Linked DNA regions of Mus musculus: region 2 is linked to region 1. Evidence: chromatin loops called from intact Hi-C (ENCODE). Cell type or tissue: heart. All regions are shown on one strand. Each heading gives the region's core, and the rest is flanking DNA. Links, peaks and the distances in the headings are about the cores only. Region 1 overlaps Syde2 (synapse defective 1, Rho GTPase, homolog 2 (C. elegans)). Region 2 overlaps Wdr63 (WD repeat domain 63).

What was found. Peaks named below come from ENCODE experiments on the same cell type or tissue, not always from the same donor. Only the 100,000 strongest peaks of a DNase experiment are listed, where the experiment ranks them.
Region 2: it touches region 1 in a loop (2.4-fold over the local background); 3 of 42 quality-filtered maps call a loop at or near these places.

Annotation. Positions count from the first base shown.
Region 1 is chr3:145,988,128-145,991,035 of GRCm38, reverse strand. It overlaps Syde2 (synapse defective 1, Rho GTPase, homolog 2 (C. elegans)), which reads right to left. Exons shown (of 7, transcript NM_001166064.1): 1 at 1,867-2,908. Among named protein-coding and RNA genes, the nearest start is that of Syde2, 1.7 kb to the right of the region's middle. In heart, for the core only: a CTCF peak has its summit at 1,349; a DNase peak (open chromatin) is centred at 2,605; H3K4me3 peaks cover 2,500 bases; H3K27ac peaks cover 2,006 bases.
Region 2 is chr3:146,039,901-146,042,808 of GRCm38, reverse strand. Wdr63 (WD repeat domain 63) reads left to right here. Exons shown (of 23, transcript NM_172864.3): 22 at 1-79; 23 at 1,968-2,283. The coding sequence ends at 2,111. Gm35409 (a long non-coding RNA gene) reads right to left here. Exons shown (of 3, transcript XR_376179.4): 3 at 2,324-2,908. Among named protein-coding and RNA genes, the nearest start is that of Gm35409, 4.6 kb to the right of the region's middle. In heart, for the core only: a CTCF peak has its summit at 1,283; a DNase peak (open chromatin) is centred at 1,238.

The sequences.
Region 1 (2,908 bases), core at 325-2,824:
GGTGGCTCACAACCATCCGTAACGAGATCTGACACCCTCTTCTGGTGTGTCTGAAGACAGCTACAGTGTACTTACATATAATAAATAAATAAATCTTTAAAAAAAAAAAAATTAAAAAAAAAAATAAATAAATAAAGTCAAATGGAAGGAGCAACAAATTCATCCTATGAAGAAAAATATTTAACTCCCCGAATATCTGCAGGATCACTAAAGTAATTCGATGGTGAATGTTTTTACATAGTTCTGTTATCAGTGAAATTTATCATACAGAGTTAAAGGAACTTAAAGGCTGTGAATGTAAGACTTTTTATTACAAGTACTTTAGATCTGGGGGAAAGCAGTAGTAGTAGTAGTAGTAGTAGATTTTGATGTGAGCTTGGAAAAGTGCATCTCTCTTCACAAAGACTTGTCTACTATCTCTTTATTCAGGTGAAATAGAATTAGAATCTATTGTTTAATGTATAATGTCTATAAATCATATAAAATCATATTTTAGTTAGAACTTGGATTTCTCCCCACATTTGTGTTTATAATTTCAAGTTACTGTGCAGTAATTCAGAGAGACATGTGATCTTTTTTTCCCTTTTTTAAAAAAAAAACAGGGTCTTACTCTGTAGGCCACACTGGCCTTGAACTTGCAGAGATGCACCTGTCTCTGCCTCCAGAGTGCTAGGATGAAAGGCCTGGGCCACCACAGCTGGGCTGGGTGTGTATTCTTCCAGGAAACCCTCAAATTCTTCCAGCACTTAACTATTTTTAAAACTCCTCACTGAAAGTTTCTGTCTTTAAGGGGGTGTCAAGATGCCACATGGTTTTGATTCACCAGAGAATTTTGATATTTACAACAAAATTCAGAGATTTCTAAAACTAGACCCTCTGAGAATTTAAAAACATGCACATAGCAAACCAAAGATTTTGCATACTATATAAGGACAACCAGACTTAAAAAATTTTTTTTCTACTATAAATAGTGTTTTCTAAGTTTTCAAGTGGACTTAGGTGCTTGCACTTGGCCCTGAGTGACATTTACTTTCTTTACAAACCAGTATCATAGGTGTTCTACAAGAGAACGAAATCCTAGCTTTGGATTAAGAGAGAGAGAGAGAGAGAGAGAGAGAGAGAGAGAGAGAGCCCGAGAGAGCGCGTGCTCACGTGAATGTCTAAGCTCAAGTATGTGCGGTGCCTGGGTGAGAAGAAAAACAGCCTAATAAGTAAAATGACAGTTTATGAAGCCTATAAAATTCTACCTTGGATCGAATTCAGACTCACAAACTTCCCAAGTCTTTGAGTTTGCCTAGAGCTACAGAAAAGAAAAGAAAAAAATTAAAATAGCGCCCCCCTCCTCCCGCATCAAAACCTACATTAAATGCATGTAAAGGACTTAAAACCTTCATTCACTGTTGTCCTAAGGGAGGGAGCACGCTGACTCTTGGAGAAGAGAAAAACAAAAAATCCGAAAAGGGAAAGAAGGAAAAAGCAGGAAGCAGGAGAGAGGGAGGAGGGGAAGGGAGGGGGCGCAAAGACCACAAGATTTAATGTATGACATTAGCAGCGACCCGAGACCCGCAGAAGCCCACTCGGGAAACAGTACACCAGTGGTTCTCAACCTGAGGGTCTCGACCCCTGTGGTGACTGAACTAATTTTTCACTGGGGTCGCCTAAGACCATTGGAAAACACAGATATTTGCATGACGTCTCATAACAGTGGCAAAATTACAGTTATGAAGTAGCAACGAACATAATTTTATGGTCGGGGGCACCAAACATGAGGAACTAGATTCAAGGGTCACAGCATCAGAAAGGCTGAAAACCACCACACTAGAGGCTCAGGGCGCTGCTTAGCATATTGACTGCAAAGTGTCCTACCTGTCAGTGTGATTCTTTGGTCCGTTGTCACCGAGAGGACGTGGTTTTCATGCACTTTCCAACTGCCCAAATTTGGAGAGGTTGTCTGCGCTCCGGGAACTTTGGGTGCTGTCCCGCGATCGCGACCCTTCATCCCCAGGGACAGCAGACGTCCTTTGTACATCCACTTCTGCAGTTTCTTGACAGTCACCGCAGGTGGCTTGAGGGGAAGATCCTCCGGATGGTCCTCTTGGCTGCTGGATATCACAGAGGTCCCCACAGGATCCTTAAAGGGTCGTCCCGAGGACCCGCTGGGGTCATGGCAGATGGGAGGCAGGAGAGCGGCGGACGTAGCAGCCCTGTGGCTGCCCGGGCTCCAGCCGTCCATCCCACCTCCACGTGGCTGGGGCTCGTCCCTGTCCCGGTGCGCACCGCACCTGATGCAGCTGTCGCTCGCCCACCGCTGGAGCAGAGGCGGCCGCCGGCTCACGCGGAGGCTCTCGAGACTTCTGCAACTGGACAGTTGTATCCGAGGACTGGGAGGCCGTCCCTCTCTCGACTCCGTCGGAGGCGACCGGGGCGGGGACACCTGCTGCGGAGGGCGGTCGCCGCCTCGGAGGCTGCAGGCTGGGCGCACGGCTGCGCCGCGGGGGAGAGGCGGCTGCTGGCCCTGAGCCCGGGCTCCCGCGGGTCCGCCCCGCCGCGTGCCCGAGTCAGGGGGTAGGTCGTGCATGGCCTGGATCAGCAGATAATAGGCCTCTCGCAACTGGGTCTGCAGCCTGCCCGTCTCCAGGCGGCCGCCCTCCATCCCCGGGGAGGAGCCCGGCGCTCGGGAAGGCGAGGCCCGCAGCGCCTCCGCCCCCTCGGGCGCGCAGCCCGCCGGCAGGTTCTCGTAGTAGTCGGCGCCCTCGTCCTCCCCGTCGTCGTCGCCGCTGCCCCAGGCGCCTGGGGAGGCGCGAGCAAGCGCGCGGCCCAGAGCGGCGGCCTCCTGCGCCCCGCGAGACCATGGCACCCGCGCGCCCGGCTGCTCGGTCCCCCATGCGGGCCGCTCCATACCGGGGCC
Region 2 (2,908 bases), core at 1-2,500, 52 kb before region 1:
GGAATACGTCCAGCAGCGCAAAGAAATCCGTGAGCAAGAAAAGATAGATATGGCCCTGGAACTGGTGAAGAAGAAAGCGGTGAGTGAACTCTCCGGATGAGAGTGGCCATCCTCTCTCTCCCACTTGGTGGCAGTGGCAGTGCCTTGGGGCCCATCCCACGAGAGTCCTGTGTGCTCCCTTAGGCTTATGCCTTTCTTCCGGGGGCATCAGAATCCTACAAGACCGTGAGTGAGACCCACCTGTCGCGCACACAGTGAGATTCTATCACATTTCTGTCTGCTCATCATGTGGGGGTGTGTTCCGGGTAGTAAGAACGTGCACAGCTCACATATGGAGTTGAGAGGGTAATTTACGGGAGTCAGTGTCCTCCTATCCGTAAGTCAGGTCATCAGGCTTGGCACCGTATGCACGGAGCCATGTCACCAGCCCTGATATATAATGAGATTCTGTCCAAGTCCTCTTTCTCTAATTGACTGCATTTCCTAAGTCCTTTAGTATAGATACAGAGACTCACAGATGAATTCTTGCGTTGTGTGGAGTTCTTATGTCTGGCGAGTGATGTACTGAAACTCGCCATACGAAAAGGACCAAACAAAGAGGATAAAACATGGGCTGAAATCCCACAGATCTGGAGCAAAGCTTCCATCTTGGCTGAGCTTTGGTCGTCCCATCTGGAAAATGGGAACACCAACAGCCACCTCTGGTGATTGCGAGAAGGCTTTCAGATAATGTGACCGTCTGCCATCAAGCAGTTGCTACAGCAACACAGCAGCTGATAGACGTCGGGGGGGGGGGGAAGGTGTGATGGGTGGTGCTGTGACCCTGAGACAGAGAAGTGGGGAACACATCCGTCTTACACCCAGCCAGAAGAGGGACATGACACTCCACAGGCCCCGCTCCCCTCTCCTCAGCCTCTCTCTGTGGGTCAGGCCCTCTATCATCCACTGGACTTGGGGGCTTTTAGATACTCTATAAACCGTTCTTCTCGAGGTCTCATCCGAGTCTCTCAGGTCTGGATTTCTGTTTCTCGTAGGCTTGCCCCACCCCTGCCCCGCCCCTTTGTCACCGCAGTTTCCTAACTGCCCCTACCTGTGGTCCCTTCATGGCCAACAAGCACATGGTGACCTCCAAAGTAAACTTCCAAGTGAGAGCCCTGTTCTCCATGAGAAGTGCCAACATGTGGATACTGTGGCATTCTGCGCACTTCACCTATTAATAGATACAAACTGGCACAATCAAAGCACAGGGCTCATTTCAAAAGCCACCATTGGTGGCGACAAAGGATACGGAGATCCCAGTAAATTAACTCTCTGTCTAGTCCCACGGCCGCACACGGATTGGTTTAGCTTTGCTCTTGTGGACACCTACAAACACTGGTGTAAGTGCGCTGACGAGAGACTCTCTACACCAGCAGTTTATCCACCACTGCTACGAGTCTAAGCACAAAGCAGTTCTGCAAGTCATCGACCGCCCTCCAGCCACACAAGGAAGGCAGGACACTGGGAAAGACTGAAGGAGGGGTTTGCTTGTTGGTCTATAGCAGTGGTTTTCAACCTGTGAATGGTGATCCCTTTGGGGGGCCGTGTAGAACGTCCCTTTCGCAGGGGCTGCCTAAGACCATCAGAAAACACAGACATTTACATAATGACCTATAACCATAGAAAAATTATAATTATGAAGCAGCAACAAAAAATCATCTTATTTATTTTTTATGAGGAACTGTATTAAAGAGTCACAGCAACCAGAAGGCTGAGAACCATTGCTATACAGAGGCACCGTGAAGAGCAGGGTTTTTGCAGTCCCCACTTCTCCAGCACATCAGACTGTCCCTCCTGTCCATCTGTCCTCTGCCCTCACACAAGCCCCTTCTAGAGAGCAGCCACATCAGCTGTTGAAAAACCCCAGCTCCTTCTCCTTCTTTCTTGGTTTCTAAGCTTAGAGAGCTGTCTTGCTTGTCCCCACCTAGAAAATCTATCAAAAGACAAAAGAGCAAATGGAGGCCGAGCTGAAGTTGGAATACGAGAGCTATCTGGATCTTGAGAAGTCTGTCCTCTTCGCCCTCGGCCTCAGCAAAGTCTCAGAGAAGAAGTCCTACTTGGATTCACATTAGCAAAGACTCTCGAAGACAGCTCCTGGGGGACCCCGCTGGCCTTCCCTCTCTTTACTGAGTGTGCGTTTTATTTTATGTAAGGTAAGATAGCAAGCTGATCATATATAGGTTTATTCGTAAATGCTGACTTTTATGTAACTGGCATTAAAACAATTAAATCCTATCAAATCTATTTCAGTCTCATGCTGAGCATTATTGAACTGTATGCAGAATGTGGCCACCTCAGTAAGGACATACATTTCCTCTGCTAGTCTCACACAGCTGCGGACACCGTGTCCTCCCCAGATTGTGGTCATGCAGACGATCCCCCAAACCCAGGCAGAAGCAGAAATCAAACGCTGTTTCTTCCCATCACATTGCTTTTGGTCACCTCTCCAAAAAGGAATGCTTCCCCCAAGCCAGTGCACAGGCGGCAGGGCTGTGTTCTAAACACAATACTCACGAACCAAAACCAGAAGTGTATTTTCAAAAGGATAATACTGGTTTGGGTTCAAAAGGAAAACCTGGGGGGATTTATCCAGGAAAAGAAAATTGATCAACAGTAGAAAAGTGAATCAGAGATTGAGTAGACGGAGAAACATCTGCTAAAATACAACGTTCGGGGCAATGACACGTTCTTAGCAGCTACAGAGAAGACCTCCTTTACCTGATGAAGGGCATCAAAAATACAGCTTAGCCCAAGGCAGCTTATTAAAAGAATGCACTGAATTTGGGGCTCACAGCTTCAGGGGGTTAGAGTTCATGAGCATTGCACTGCAGCAGGGAGCAGTAGCTGAGAGCTCACCTCTTGAGACACA